Linked DNA regions of Homo sapiens: region 2 is linked to region 1. A link is a contact called in ENCODE Hi-C or POLR2A ChIA-PET data. All regions are on one chromosome and are shown on one strand. Each heading gives the region's core, a stretch centred on a gene start or an enhancer-like site at or near the end of the contact. The rest is flanking DNA. Distances are from core to core; before and after follow the strand shown.

What was found. Hi-C counts contacts between places; a loop is a spot of excess contacts on that map. ChIA-PET counts read pairs that join two places held with the same protein, here RNA polymerase II (POLR2A). Pooled maps may share reads with other maps.
Region 2: a loop to region 1 is called in a map of CD8-positive, alpha-beta T cell, with 10 times the contacts of the local background. The contact joins the promoter of FOSB here to the promoter of ZFP36 in region 1. A Hi-C loop is called at or near these places in 2 of 168 maps with a recorded cell type or tissue (CD8-positive, alpha-beta T cell and naive thymus-derived CD4-positive, alpha-beta T cell) and 3 of 50 pooled maps. POLR2A ChIA-PET finds 5 or more read pairs at or near these places in 1 of 52 experiments (PC-9).

Annotation. Positions count from the first base shown.
Region 1 is chr19:39,405,225-39,412,592 of GRCh38, forward strand. It overlaps ZFP36 (ZFP36 ring finger protein), which reads left to right and starts at 1,623. Exons shown (of 2, transcript NM_003407.5): 1 at 1,623-1,704; 2 at 2,519-4,183. The coding sequence starts at 1,681. The coding sequence ends at 3,475. MIR4530 (microRNA 4530) reads right to left here and starts at 4,454; the gene lies at 4,399-4,454. TRI-TAT1-1 (tRNA-Ile (anticodon TAT) 1-1) reads right to left here and starts at 7,036; the gene lies at 6,944-7,036. RefSeq lists silencers at 1,217-1,666, 4,457-4,516, 4,867-5,186, 7,257-7,368 and enhancers at 1,787-1,986, 2,037-2,674, 2,675-3,313, 3,314-3,951, 4,214-4,804 and 3 more.
Region 2 is chr19:45,463,678-45,471,045 of GRCh38, forward strand. It overlaps FOSB (FosB proto-oncogene, AP-1 transcription factor subunit), which reads left to right and starts at 4,319. Exons shown (of 4, transcript NM_006732.3): 1 at 4,319-5,035; 2 at 6,952-7,272. The coding sequence starts at 4,910. RefSeq lists enhancers at 1,011-1,511, 1,512-2,012, 4,420-5,321, 6,367-6,416 and a silencer at 3,956-4,235.

The sequences.
Region 1 (7,368 bases), core at 373-2,872:
GGAGTCTCGCTCTGTGGCCCAGGCTGGAGTGCAGTCGCCTGATCTCGGCTCATTGCAACCTCTGCCTCCTGGGTTCAAGCGACTCTCCCACCCCAGCCTGCTCCCTCCCCGCCCCCGAGTAGCGGGACCACAGGGTGTGCGCCACCACACTCAGCTAATTTTTGCATTTTTGTAGAAATGGGGATTCGCCGTGTTGCCCAGGCTAGTCTCAGACTCCGAGCTCTAGTGATCCGCCTGCCTTGGGCGCCCAAAGTGCTAGGACTACAGGTGTGAGCCGGGCAGGAGAGTAACTTCACTTTGGTTTCCTCCTGCCTTAAATGGGCATACCACCTGGCATTAGGATTAATGTGCGTAAAGTACTTAGAACTCAGCCCAGGTGAGTTCTCCTTAACTCAGCCTAGAAGAGATCATCCGCCCGAGGGTGAGGGGGCTAGAGCCGCCCTGTGAATTGGGAAAGGAGGCCCCTTTTCAGCCTTGCCAGGTATCCTGGACCCCACCCAACCCACTCACTCACCCACCCAACCCCAGCAAGTGGGGAGAGGGAGAGCAGTCCAGGTCTCCTTATCTGTCTGGGCTGTTTAGGAGTGAGACCACACAAGGCAGGCAGTTCTCAGAGAATTCCCCTCCAAGGCCTGCTGGCTCTTTCTTGGCACTTTGCTCTGCAGATTTCTTTCCGTAAGTGCTTATTTCTCACAGTCTTTCTCCTTTTTGTCCAGTTTCTTTTTCTTTTTAATTTTTTTAAATAGTATTTTTTGTAGACATGGGATCTCACTGTTGCCCAGGCTGATCTTGAACTCCTGATCTCAGGTAATCCACCTGCCTCATCCTCTGAAAGTACTGGGATTGGCCGGGCTTGGTGGCTCACACCTGTAATTCCAGCTCTTTGGGAGGCGGAGGTGGGAGGATCGCTTGAGCCCCGGAGCTGGAGATTAGCCTGGGCAACATAGGGAAACCCCGTCTTTCAAAAAAAAAAAAAAAGAAGAAGAAAAAGGAAAGAAAAACACAAAAAGTGCTGGGATCACAGGTGTGAGCCACTGCGCTCAGCCCCTTTCTGTTTCTTTTTGTGATCCTCCCAACCCTCTTCTCCCTCTGAATCTGTCTCTGGGACTGTCTCTGTCTCCCCGTCTTCCCTCCCTTCCTCACCCTGTCTATCTCTCTCTGTATGTCTCTTGGTGTGTGTGTCTCTCTCGATGTTTTTCTCTCTGCCTGTCTGCCTGTCTGTACCCCTCTGCGTCTCTCCCCGCCCCCATCCGTCTGTGTCGCACGCGCACCCCCATCGGGCTTCTGCTCTTGTCAATTGCCCCTGGGGCCCTGCCCCCACCTCCGCCCCAGTTTCCTTCTACAAGCCTCAGTCTCCAGCTTTGAAAACTGGGCAGGCGTCCCCCCATCCGCACCCCCACCCCTTCCCCACGCATTCCCCGCTCGGTCACGGCTGTCCACCGGCCAAGCTCAGGCGCGTCCTGGCCCAGGGCCGGGCGGAAGGGAACCAGTCCAGGGCCAGCCAGGCTGCGCCGGGGGCGCGCGTCCGGGAAGCGCCCCTCCTGCCCCGCCCCCGGCCCCGGCCCCGGCCCCGCCCCGTGCTTGCAGTTTCCTATAAGTAGCCGGCTCTCGGTGCCAGCCTCAGCCTGACTTCAGCGCTCCCACTCTCGGCCGACACCCCTCATGGCCAACCGTTACACCATGGATCTGACTGCCATCTACGAGGTGAGTCCCCGCCGCACGGCATCCCCGGTACCTGCATGCCTGAGTCCGAGTCCCCACCTCTCTAGCGCCGCAAACTCCAGCCCGGGACGCTTGCCTCCCTTCTCCAACTGGGGCTCCCTAGCGCCGCGCCCTCCAGCCTGGGGCCCCTGCCTCCCGCTCAGACCAGCTTGGTGATTTGGAGGTGAAAATGGAACCCGCGACACCCGGCTCTTCGCTCAAACATGGGTGGGGCGGCCCATGCAAGTGGAAAGTCGGAGAACTTTTCTCAGACCGAGGCTGCCTGGAGGCGGAAGTGGCCCCCATACCTGGCTCACCCCTAGTCGTTGCTGAGGGCGTGGTTTTGCGCGGAGGCGTCTCTGGGGCTGAAGTCTCAGGGTGGGGGGATCCGACTTCTGTCTCTCCAGTCCCTGACCGTAGAGACAGAGAACCCTAAAACCGAAGCAATCCGGACTTCCAGGTCAACTTTGCCCGGTTTCTCCAGTTGTGAAACTGGAGATCCCGACGCGTGGGTCATATCCGGGGAGGACAAGAGACCCAAAATTGGGAAACAGTGGTGCGCCCTGACTTCGGGGTCCCCCTCTTGGTCCAGCCGGGGAAGCCGGGATTCCTGGGTCCCTCGGGATAAGGCCTCGGTGGTGGGTAAACTCAGAACCTCCAACTCTGGGTTCCTGGCATCCGGAACCCAGGGGTTTCTGCGGGCGGGTGGGGCTCAGGCGGGGAGCCCACAAACCGGCCTGGCAAGCTCTAGTTCCCTGCAGCTGGGGTGGGGCGTCGCCCTGCATTTTCAGGTGCCTTAACCGACCCATTTCCGCAGAGCCTCCTGTCGCTGAGCCCTGACGTGCCCGTGCCATCCGACCATGGAGGGACTGAGTCCAGCCCAGGCTGGGGCTCCTCGGGACCCTGGAGCCTGAGCCCCTCCGACTCCAGCCCGTCTGGGGTCACCTCCCGCCTGCCTGGCCGCTCCACCAGCCTAGTGGAGGGCCGCAGCTGTGGCTGGGTGCCCCCACCCCCTGGCTTCGCACCGCTGGCTCCCCGCCTGGGCCCTGAGCTGTCACCCTCACCCACTTCGCCCACTGCAACCTCCACCACCCCCTCGCGCTACAAGACTGAGCTATGTCGGACCTTCTCAGAGAGTGGGCGCTGCCGCTACGGGGCCAAGTGCCAGTTTGCCCATGGCCTGGGCGAGCTGCGCCAGGCCAATCGCCACCCCAAATACAAGACGGAACTCTGTCACAAGTTCTACCTCCAGGGCCGCTGCCCCTACGGCTCTCGCTGCCACTTCATCCACAACCCTAGCGAAGACCTGGCGGCCCCGGGCCACCCTCCTGTGCTTCGCCAGAGCATCAGCTTCTCCGGCCTGCCCTCTGGCCGCCGGACCTCACCACCACCACCAGGCCTGGCCGGCCCTTCCCTGTCCTCCAGCTCCTTCTCGCCCTCCAGCTCCCCACCACCACCTGGGGACCTTCCACTGTCACCCTCTGCCTTCTCTGCTGCCCCTGGCACCCCCCTGGCTCGAAGAGACCCCACCCCAGTCTGTTGCCCCTCCTGCCGAAGGGCCACTCCTATCAGCGTCTGGGGGCCCTTGGGTGGCCTGGTTCGGACCCCCTCTGTACAGTCCCTGGGATCCGACCCTGATGAATATGCCAGCAGCGGCAGCAGCCTGGGGGGCTCTGACTCTCCCGTCTTCGAGGCGGGAGTTTTTGCACCACCCCAGCCCGTGGCAGCCCCCCGGCGACTCCCCATCTTCAATCGCATCTCTGTTTCTGAGTGACAAAGTGACTGCCCGGTCAGATCAGCTGGATCTCAGCGGGGAGCCACGTCTCTTGCACTGTGGTCTCTGCATGGACCCCAGGGCTGTGGGGACTTGGGGGACAGTAATCAAGTAATCCCCTTTTCCAGAATGCATTAACCCACTCCCCTGACCTCACGCTGGGGCAGGTCCCCAAGTGTGCAAGCTCAGTATTCATGATGGTGGGGGATGGAGTGTCTTCCGAGGTTCTTGGGGGAAAAAAAATTGTAGCATATTTAAGGGAGGCAATGAACCCTCTCCCCCACCTCTTCCCTGCCCAAATCTGTCTCCTAGAATCTTATGTGCTGTGAATAATAGGCCTTCACTGCCCCTCCAGTTTTTATAGACCTGAGGTTCCAGTGTCTCCTGGTAACTGGAACCTCTCCTGAGGGGGAATCCTGGTGCTCAAATTACCCTCCAAAAGCAAGTAGCCAAAGCCGTTGCCAAACCCCACCCATAAATCAATGGGCCCTTTATTTATGACGACTTTATTTATTCTAATATGATTTTATAGTATTTATATATATTGGGTCGTCTGCTTCCCTTGTATTTTTCTTCCTTTTTTTGTAATATTGAAAACGACGATATAATTATTATAAGTAGACTATAATATATTTAGTAATATATATTATTACCTTAAAAGTCTATTTTTGTGTTTTGGGCATTTTTAAATAAACAATCTGAGTGTAAGCTGGGATCCTGGCTTCTTCGCGGTCTAGAGACAGGAATGGAGAGGGAGGGGGTGACTTTTTGGAAGCTGGGTGCAGTTAACTCTTCCTCTCCGAGCCCCGCGGCGCTTACCTGGCAGGAAGTGACGTCACCGGGCCTGGCCGTTCACCTGAAAGGGTGGGACCAGGTGAGGTCACCAGATGGGAACCGGGGGAGCCAGTTCCCGGGCGTCGGGGGCGCCGCGCTCCCGTCCTGCTGGGCTCCTTGACCCAGCTTCGGGCGGGTGCGGTCGGGGACGGGATGTTTCCGTCCCCACGGGGCCGCGGGAGGCGGGAGGGGCCGGGTGGGGAGGACGGAATGTGCTGGGGCGCGCGCCCAGAGCGAGCGGGGGCGGGCGCGGGGCGGGGCAGCCTGGGGTAGCGGAACCCGTTTCGGGACTAGAGGTTCCGGGGGGGCTTCGACACCTTCTGGATGTTGGGGAAGCGGGTTTAGGGTCTCAAGAGGCTAGGATCTCAACATTTGGGAGTCACAGGTTGCATCCCCTAGCGCTTTAGACTCTAGACCCCTGGTGGCTCGGAGTTGCAGATTTCTGGCCACCCGGGACCCTGGAGCCCGGGAATTACCGGGTCTTGGCATTTCCGAACCTTGGAAGTCCGAGGCTTCGCACACCGACCAGGGTCGGCCCCGCGAGGCCAGGGCGTGTGGGTAGGGGCCGCGCGTCTAGGAGGGGCCCCGGGGGAGCCGCGTCTTCAGACCATACAAGGCCAGCGTCGTCGGGACCAACCCCGGGGCCCCGCGCCCGGAAGCCGCCCTGCGTCAGCGCCTGCGGCTCGGCCCTGCCGCCCAGCCTTCGCCCCCTGCGACCCCTCTTTTTTCTCCTTGCCCCGCACTCCTCCCTCCTCCCTCTCACTTCCCTCTTCTCTCCTTTCCCTACCCTCACCCTTCCTCCTCTTTTTCACTTCCTCCTCTGCACCCTTCTGCCCCGCCCTACACCCTTTGCCTTCTGTTCTTCTCTCCCCCTCCAATTTGTCCCCTCCCTCATTACTCCTCTCCCACTTCCAGCCTCCCCATCCTGCCGTCTCTTACCCCCTTTCTCCTCCTTCCCGTCTCCCTTCTCTCCCTTTTTCCGTCCTTCTTTCCCTCTCCACCCTTTCCTTGCCCTCCCACTCCCCATTGTCCTCTTCCCCTCCTCCCCCTAGCCTTACTCCTTCTCCTCTTCTCTCTCCCTCTGAAGCCCCTTTCCCTCCTCTCCCTTCTCTCTACCCTCCTCAAGCCTCCCTCCTGCTCTCAGGCCTCCTTGGCCCACTCCCCTTGCTCACTGACATTTGGTCTCCTCTTCCAGGAAACTGCTTCCCTTGTGGGAAAGGGCTCAGGCCCTAATAAGTAGAAGAGGATCAGGCGAGAGGGAGTCAGAACCCCTGAGATGCAAAGGCAGCAGAGGGGCAGAGACCAAGAGCAAGCAGTGAAGAGACATTTGCAGAAACAGTCTTGGAGACTGAAAGAACAACATCTCTGGTCCTTCCTTTAGCCAGATCTGATTCTCTGCCCCTTCCCCAAAAAATCCCTCATATAAGAAAACGGCACTTCTCACCATCTACCAGGGCTTAAGCCAGACACCCAGGAGTATCCCTTGACACCTTGTTCTCAAATCCACACCCCAGTCCAACAGCAATCCTGTCTGATCCACCTGCAAAATAGATCCACTATCCACCTGCCCCCACCATGACCCCCACCCTGGTCCTAGCCAACATCGTCTGCCATTTGCATCTTCATAGCAGCCCCAGCCCCAGTCTCTGCTCTAGCCCCTGCCTTCAGTCTCTCCTTTCTCCACTCCCCCACGAGACAACCAAAGGAAGCCTGTTATGAGACCTGAGTCAGGTCACATAAAAGTCAAAGTCCGAAGTCCTCCCCACAGCCCACACAATCTGGCACCCATCGCTTACCCTCCCCCTTGGCCACTCTGCTCCAGCCACACTGGCCTCCTAGCTGCTCTACCAAGTCTGGTCTGCTTCATCCATAGGAGCTTTGCACTAGCTGTTCCCTCTGCCTGAACACTCCCCTGGTGTCCCCATGGCTCACTCCCCTCCTTCATGTCTCTGCTCAAAAGTTGCCTTCTCTGTGAGATCCTCCCTGACCACTGCTGTTGCAATCCACACCCCACCTCCAACTACCCCATCCTCCCTACCTTGCTCGACTTTTTCCATGACATTTATCATCACCACCTAACATTAAAATGTACTTAATTCTTATGTTGACAGCAATCTGCCTCCCCACTAGAATGTCGCGTCCTCAGGGGCAGGGACTACTTGTTCACTGCTGTATTACACACAGCTAAAGGAAGCCAGGCATAGTGAATGTTCAATATTTATTGAAAAAACAAGTCGACTCAAAAACATAGTTTTCCTTTTCAACAGAGGTCGAAAACTCCAAGACAGATAGCTATGTTCATCTGTAAAGGAGGCATTAAAAAGACAGAGAAATACAGAGGAGGCAGAGTCATATACAGTTTGCCGAGGACCCACATCTCTACAGAAGTCAAACTGTTTGCACACAATTCCATGCCCAGAGCATCTAATAAGAGACGATACCCCCACCTGGTGGCTGGGACGGAAACGGCACCTCCCTACAATACAGAACACCCAAAGGACCGTCGCCAAAGCCCTAGGAGTCTTTTGAGCCCAATAATTCAAAAGATAGAAACGTTCATTCATCTAAGTGATGTAGATGTTTTGGTTGGTTTATTAGATGTGTAAGTTTATAAAAACTGATGGGGAAAAAAAGTGCTCCAGGTGAGGATCGAACTCACAACCTCGGCATTGCTCCGCTCGCACTGTCATATAAGTACCGCGCGCTAACCGATTGCGCCACTGGAGCTCCGGCCGCACCCCTGCGCCGGGGTCTTCTTCAGTGGTTCATAGCCACGTGACCTCACCGGAGGGCCCCGCCTTGTGTTATATATGCAAATTAAACATTTTGCATTGACCAATAGGAGACAGTGCATTGCCAGTTCCGGATTCTCACGCCTCGCGGCCCTTGCTGTAAAAGGGAAAAGTCCGCGAGGCGTTTGGAATGTAGGGGTGTCGCCTACCAGAAGGACACGCCTCCTCATGAATATTCAAAACAAGGGGTGGGGTCTTAACCCTTCGCTGGCGGGTCGGCCGGAAGGCAGCCCCTCCCCCCCCCGCAGGCGGGAACAGGATGTGAGC
Region 2 (7,368 bases), core at 3,069-5,568, 6.1 Mb after region 1:
CTCAAGTTCACCAAGCTACTTGGTGATAGAAGCGGAACATAAGCCTAGGCCACCTAGCTTCTGGGTCTGCGATCGTGTGAGGATAAATGCCCAGTGTGTTCGTGAACATGAGCATCCCTGTGTGAATAAATTGACATACATAAACCCATTTAATAAATTTCAAAGCCAGGCGCCGTGGCTTACTCCTGCAATCTCAGCGCTCTGGGAGGCTGAGGTGGGAGGATCGCTTGAAGCCAGGAGTTTGAGATCAGCCTGCAACAAAGTGAGACCCTGACTCTAAAAACATTTTTTTGAATAAAAAAATTAGGCTGGACACAGTGGCTCACGCCTGTAATCCCAGCACTTTGGGAGGCCAAGGTGGGTGGATCACTTGAGGTCAGGAGTTTGAGACCAGCCTGGTCAACAGGGTGAAACCCTTTCTCTACTAAAAATAGAAAAATTAGCCAGGCGTGGTGGCACATGCCTGTAATCCCACCTACTGGGGAGGCTGAGGCCGGAAAATTGCTTGAATCTGGGAGGTAGAGGTTGCAGTGAGCCAAGATCATGCCATTGCACTCCAGCCTGGGCGAAGAAACGAGACTCTGTCTCAAAAAAAAAAAAAAAAAATTAGTCAAGCATGGTGGTACGCACCTGTAGTTGTTAGTTACTTGGGAGGCTGAAGCAGGAGGATTACTTGAGGCCAGGAGTTCGAGGTTACAGTGAACTATGATTGCATCACTGCACTCTAGCCTGGATGACAGAGCAAGATCCTATCTCAAAATAATACTAATAGTTCAAGGAACAGACTTTGAAGCCTGACACCCTGCATGGTGTTATTCCAGCTTTGCTACTTACTTGCTGTGTGACTCTGGGTGAATAACTTAACCTCTCTGGGCTTCTGTTTCCCTTCCTGTAAAATGATCATTTGTACCTCACAGGAGTGTTGTGAGAATTAAATAAGTTAATATAAGCTCTTGGGAAGAATTAGCTCTTGTTATGGTTGTGTGAAGAGCTTTACACGAGTCCCTCTGCAGGATGCATGGTTGTTGGTCTGTGTGTGTGTATATATATATATGTGTGTGTGTATGTGTGTATCTATGTGTATATGTGTATATGTGTGTGTTGCTCTCTTGATCTCTGAGTGTTGTGTGTGTGTCAATGTGTGAGATCATATATGCACCTTTAGTAAAGATCTAGGGGTCTCTGTGTGTTTTGGGGGTCTGTACCTGTCCTTGGCTGTACACCTGAACCCTACGTCTTCTTGTGTGTGTAGGGATGTGTGTCATGTGTGTTGATAACCATATGACAGTGTGTGTTTCCACATGCCAGTGTGTGTCTGTGAAGCTGTTTCTATGTGGCTGTGGGTGATTGCCCACGCGTGACCTGGTGAGCGGCTGTGTGGAAGTCTGTGTTGCCTGTGTCGGGTGTGGAGTCTCTGGCCAGCCAGGGTAGGTCTTTGCATGTTTCCTTTATTCCATGGAGGAGGAGATGAGGGGCTTGGATGAGACAGAAGAATGAGGGGTCACTCCCTGTCTGATGCTGGGGCCGAGTCACTGCCTACTAGTGGCTGCTGTGTCATCTCCCAGTCTCTGTCCCTCCCTCCTGGCTGGTGGCAGACAGAGGGGGCGTGGAGGAACAGGGCAGGGGGTGGGCTTGAGGCTGGACTTTTGTCTGGAAACTTGAACCTCCACCTATGCCCCCCACGTCCCTCTAGTCTTCCACATCTCCCTACACCCTCCCTACTATTGGGGCAGGGAATCAGGACTCCCTGAAAATTAAGAACCATCGCCTTGGCTCTGCCACAGGCTTGCTGTGTAGCCCGGAGACAGGCCCTGCCCCTCTCTCAACCTGTGAAATTCAATGTTTTAAAAGTGCTTCTTCCTTTGTGCCCAGGGCTGGGCCAGGCTGTGCACTGGGAGGGAAGTGCTGGGTTCTCTGAGGTTTGTGAAATAGCTGGTAGCACCCTTCCCAGTGGGTGCTTAAGAGTTGGGGGCTGTAGCATCTGAAATACCCAAGTCAGTGCAGGCATAGTGGCTCATGCCTGTAATCCCAGCACTTTGGGAGACCGAGGCAGGCGGATCACCTGAGGTTGGGAGTTCGAAACCAGCCTGGCCAACATGGTGAAACCCCCATCTCTATTAAAAATACAAAAGTTAGGCCGGGCACAGTGGCTTACGCCTGTAATCCCAGCATTTAAGAAGGCCAAGGCGGGAGGATCACCTGAGTTTGGGAGTTTGAGAGCAGCCTGACCAATATGGAGAAACTCTGTCTCTACTAAAAATACAAAAAAACTAGCCAGGCATGGTGGCACATGCCTGTAATCCCAGCTACTCGGGAGGCTGAGGCAGGAGAAGCACTTCAACCCGGGAGGCGGAGGTTGCGGTGAGCCGAGATCGTGCCATTGCACTCCAGCCTGGGCAACAAGAGCAAAACTCTGTCTCAAAAAACAAAACAGAACAAAACAAAAATTAGCCAGGTGTGGTGGCGCACACCTGTAATCCCAGCTACTCGGGAGGCTGAGGCAGGAGAATCACTTGAACCCAGGAGATGTAGGCTGCAGTGAGCCGAGATTGTGGCACTGCACTCCAGCCTGGGCAACAGAGTGAGACTCTGTCAAAAAAAAAAAAAAAAAACGTCAGATTCATGAACCCCATTTGCTAAGAAGATTTGCTCAGGTAGTCACCTGTACCCCTGTGAGCCAAGATTGCAACAGTACATGCTAAGAGCAGTAAGAAGGAGATTGTAAAGCTTAGAAAGACCTGACAGGCCAGGCGCTGTGGCTCACGCCTGTAATCTCGACACTTCGGGAGGCCGAGGCAGGCGGATCACCAGGTCAGGAGTTCAAGACCATCCTGACCAATATGGTGAAACCCCGTCTGTACTAAACATATAAAAATTAGCTTGACGTGGTGGCCCGCGCCTGTAGTCCAGCAACTCGAGAGGCTAAGGTGAGGCGGAGGTTGCAGTGAGCCGAGATCGCCACTGCACTCCAGCCTGGCGGCAGAGCAAGACTCCGTCTCAAAAAAAAAAAAAAAAAAAAAAAAAAAAAGACCTGACAAGTGAAAGCTACTAATATTGCCATTATCATTTAAAAAAACCCCAGACACAGGTTTTTCAGGGAGTTTCATCCAACCAGGCAGGTCTCAGAAATCAGAAAAGAAATGGAAAGGGTAGGAAATCTGGAGTTTGACAATTCTGAGTTTGAATTTCTTGTGATGGGATCTTGGGCAAGTCATTTAACCTCCCTGAGTATCATTTTTTTCTTTTATAAAATGAAGATTTTTCTCTCTTAACCTTCCAGAGCTGTTTTAAGGATTACAAATCTTCTACTGAAAGGCGTAGCACAGGAGCTGTGCTTGGCAAGTGCCAAATACAAGGCATTAATTATTATTATTAGAATTAATAATAATATCCCCTCCCTCTTACACATTCTTTGTCTCCGGGTGGATTAAAAGGTGGAAGGAGAGGCTACCAACACCATCAGAAGAGAGGCTTCTCTCTAAGTTTCATTTCCCATCTCCTCCAAATCCGCATCCCTCCCAAACGCCGGACCTGTAAGGCCAGCAGGGTCCAAGACACACATCCTTTGCCCAGCGGGGAAGATTAAAGCTAAAGCTCAGAGAGGGAAAACATTTCCTAAGCTCGCACAGCGAATCAGGACAGAAACCAGGACGAGCCTCGGAATCCCTCCATTACCTCCACTTTCACCTGAGCATCACAGCCCGCTCGGGACTCAGTTTCCCCACCTACGTGACCACACCACACTAATCAGGGTCTCCTTTTGGAGATCTGCTCTTCTTCTCGAATGGGGGCGCTGCACCATCGGTAGAACAGGGTAGGTGGGGGCGCCAGAGGTGAAGGGGACCTGCAGGCTGGGGTCTTCCCCGCCCGGGTCAGCGGGGTCCCTGCGGGGCTAGTCTAAGCGCCTATTATTACCAGCCCCCGGGGCGGCGTTGCACTGCGCAGGCGCGGGCGGGGCGCGGGCGCGCGCGCGAGCGAGCGAGGGATTCCCTCTGACGTCATTGCTAGGATACCAAACAAACACTCCGCCGCGCCGGCCGAGCTCCTTATATGGCTAATTGCGTCACAGGAACTCCGGGAAGGCGGGGCCGGGATCCCCTCCCGCCGAGTGGCCCGGAACGCAACCCCCGAGACCCCCAGGGCCCCGAGGGTCATGCAAGTGACCAGATCGAGTCTAGAACAGACCTCTTGCTGGACAGTGCGGGACTCGATTTGGCGGGGCCGGAGATTTGGGGAAGTTTGTCCAGCAAGGGGCGGGTGACGTAAGCAGGGGGGCGGGTCCCGGGCATATAAATACAGGCTGGCGGGTCTGTGCTTCATTCATAAGACTCAGAGCTACGGCCACGGCAGGGACACGCGGAACCAAGACTTGGAAACTTGATTGTTGTGGTTCTTCTTGGGGGTTATGAAATTTCATTAATCTTTTTTTTTCCGGGGAGAAAGTTTTTGGAAAGATTCTTCCAGATATTTCTTCATTTTCTTTTGGAGGACCGACTTACTTTTTTTGGTCTTCTTTATTACTCCCCTCCCCCCGTGGGACCCGCCGGACGCGTGGAGGAGACCGTAGCTGAAGCTGATTCTGTACAGCGGGACAGCGCTTTCTGCCCCTGGGGGAGCAACCCCTCCCTCGCCCCTGGGTCCTACGGAGCCTGCACTTTCAAGAGGTACAGCGGCATCCTGTGGGGGCCTGGGCACCGCAGGAAGACTGCACAGAAACTTTGCCATTGTTGGAACGGGACGTTGCTCCTTCCCCGAGCTTCCCCGGACAGCGTACTTTGAGGACTCGCTCAGCTCACCGGGGACTCCCACGGCTCACCCCGGACTTGCACCTTACTTCCCCAACCCGGCCATAGCCTTGGCTTCCCGGCGACCTCAGCGTGGTCACAGGGGCCCCCCTGTGCCCAGGGAAATGTTTCAGGCTTTCCCCGGAGACTACGACTCCGGCTCCCGGTGCAGCTCCTCACCCTCTGCCGAGTCTCAATATCTGTCTTCGGTGGACTCCTTCGGCAGTCCACCCACCGCCGCCGCCTCCCAGGTAAGTTTTTGATAGTAGGGGTGCTGCTTTGTAGGTTTTATTTTTTAAGTCAAGGGTGAAAAGAATAAACCCCAACCCCCACAAAAAGGCGCATCAGAACCCTAGATCTGAGATGGAAAAGGCTCACAGCGCACTTTGCAAACTGCAAAGAGTCGGGAGATGTTTGCAATTGGTTGCGTGCGTGGAGCGCAAGGAGGGAACGCGGCAGGGAGGGTAGGCTTTGGGGCGAGGTGGGGGTGGGGTGGGTAATGCGCTGCTCAATGCAACGTGTATGCGGTAGCGGGGCTGAGAACTTTGAGCCGGCCCCGGGACTGCCCCCTGCTCGGGTCCCAGACCTGAAGCTAGCGCAGTTAGGCAGGTGGGGGAAATCCCGGGGAAGCTTCCAGCAGTCTCTTTTCCTTTCCTCCTCCTTCGGAGCGCCCACTTCGGTGCCGGGTCGCCCTCCACCCATCGGGAAGAGGGGCCTCGAACCCTCAGCCGCGCTGCCTCCGCCTCCTGCGCGGAGACGTAACGGGGGACCCGTGCGTAACGGCTGACGCGCTGGAATCCTCCGTCTGACGCGGGGCACGCACGGCGCGCGGCGCCCCCTTCGTCCGCCCCGCCCCTGACGTCCCGGGAGCGTTCTATTTTGGAACGCCGGGGCCACGTTGCTAAGGGAGGGGGCAGCCCGGCGTTTCGATTGGCCGCCGGGGCGCACGCCTTGGCCAATCAGCTTTCCCTTCCTATTTGTAGGGTGCATTTTCCTTCCCCCCTCTCTGTCCCCGGAACCCGTGGTTCCTTGGCGGCTGGGTCTCTTTTCGGCGCCTCTAGAGGCAGAGGGAGGGGATCCCTGTCGTGACAAGAGCGCCTGTCTGCGACCCAATGGATCTGCGAGGCCCTTGCGGGGATCTAGTCCCTGGGCTCTCAGGAGAAGGGGGTGTCTGCTTGTGTGCTGGCGTTTCTTGGAGAGATACGGTGGCTGTCACCCTCTTCTCCAGGCACACACAGACACATTCCCACTCCCTCTGCTCCTCATGCCCGGTTCCTCCGGTGTGTCCCAAGACAGGACTAGAACCGCGAACCGAAGGGCAACCAGCCAGGTGGTCTCCAGGAGCTCCGCCCCCTCTGGGTTCCCAGGACTCTGATTGGTCGGCGAGCCAGCCCTTCCCTCACCACGCCCCCCGAGAGAGTAGTTAAGCCTTCAGAGCAGTTCCAGGAGTCCATTTACGGGAGGGGGGAGATGAGCGCTGCTGAGGCTTGGGGGCTCAGGTCCCGCACCATTCCCCCTCCGCGACAATCTGAGAGAGCTCCAGTGGTTACTTTTATCTACCTGTCCGTTCACCCTAAACTGTCACTCGTCAGTCTCACTCTGAGAAGAGACAGTAACTTGAAACGTTGTTCTAAACTCCTAGGCCCGTCCCCCAAACACCCTTTTGACTGGGACCCCCGCCCCTGCATGGGACCTCGCGCAGAGGGGGGTGTGTATGTGTGTGAGTGTAGAGGAAGGCTTGGCCTAAGGCCTCTCCTTCTCCCTCCCCTTGCCTCTGGGGTGGGGGTGGGGTGTTGTGGCTGTGTGTGTGGCTGTGGCTCCGTCCCGGGGGTTCTGTCACCCGGCTGTGTCCAGCCTCCTCTCCACCCCCCATACCTAAGAGTCACCAACCCGGGGTGTGATTCACCACCCGCTGGAACCGTGCAACCTTTCCCCGAGGAAGAAGGAGGAGGTAGAAGCCAGTTGAGCAGAAATCCTCTCATTAACCACTGCGTCACGGTGTAGTGGAAGGGTGGGTGTTGTGGCTTTTTCCCTGTGACACACACATCCACACTCGCTCACCCTGTGCTCACTCACGGGGTCGGTGTGTGTTATGTGTGTTGGGTGTGTGTGTGTCGGTGTCTTTGTTTGTGTGTCTACGCCTGTGTGTGTATGTGTCACCCCGTAGGAGTGCGCCGGTCTCGGGGAAATGCCCGGTTCCTTCGTGCCCACGGTCACCGCGATCACAACCAGCCAGGACCTCCAGTGGCTTGTGCAACCCACCCTCATCTCTTCCATGGCCCAGTCCCAGGGGCAGCCACTGGCCTCCCAGCCCCCGGTCGTCGACCCCTACGACATGCCGGGAACCAGCTACTCCACACCAGGCATGAGTGGCTACAGCAGTGGCGGAGCGAGTGGCAGTGGTGGGCCTTCCACCAGCGGAACTACCAGTGGGCCTGGGCCTGCCCGCCCAGCCCGAGCCCGGCCTAGGAGACCCCGAGAGGAGACGGTGAGTAAGGGACATCAGAACTTGGCCTGGGTAGGGGGAAGCAAGAGAGGCAGGAAGTTTCTTATGAATGGAGGGGGGCTCCACTAAGGCCTCAGT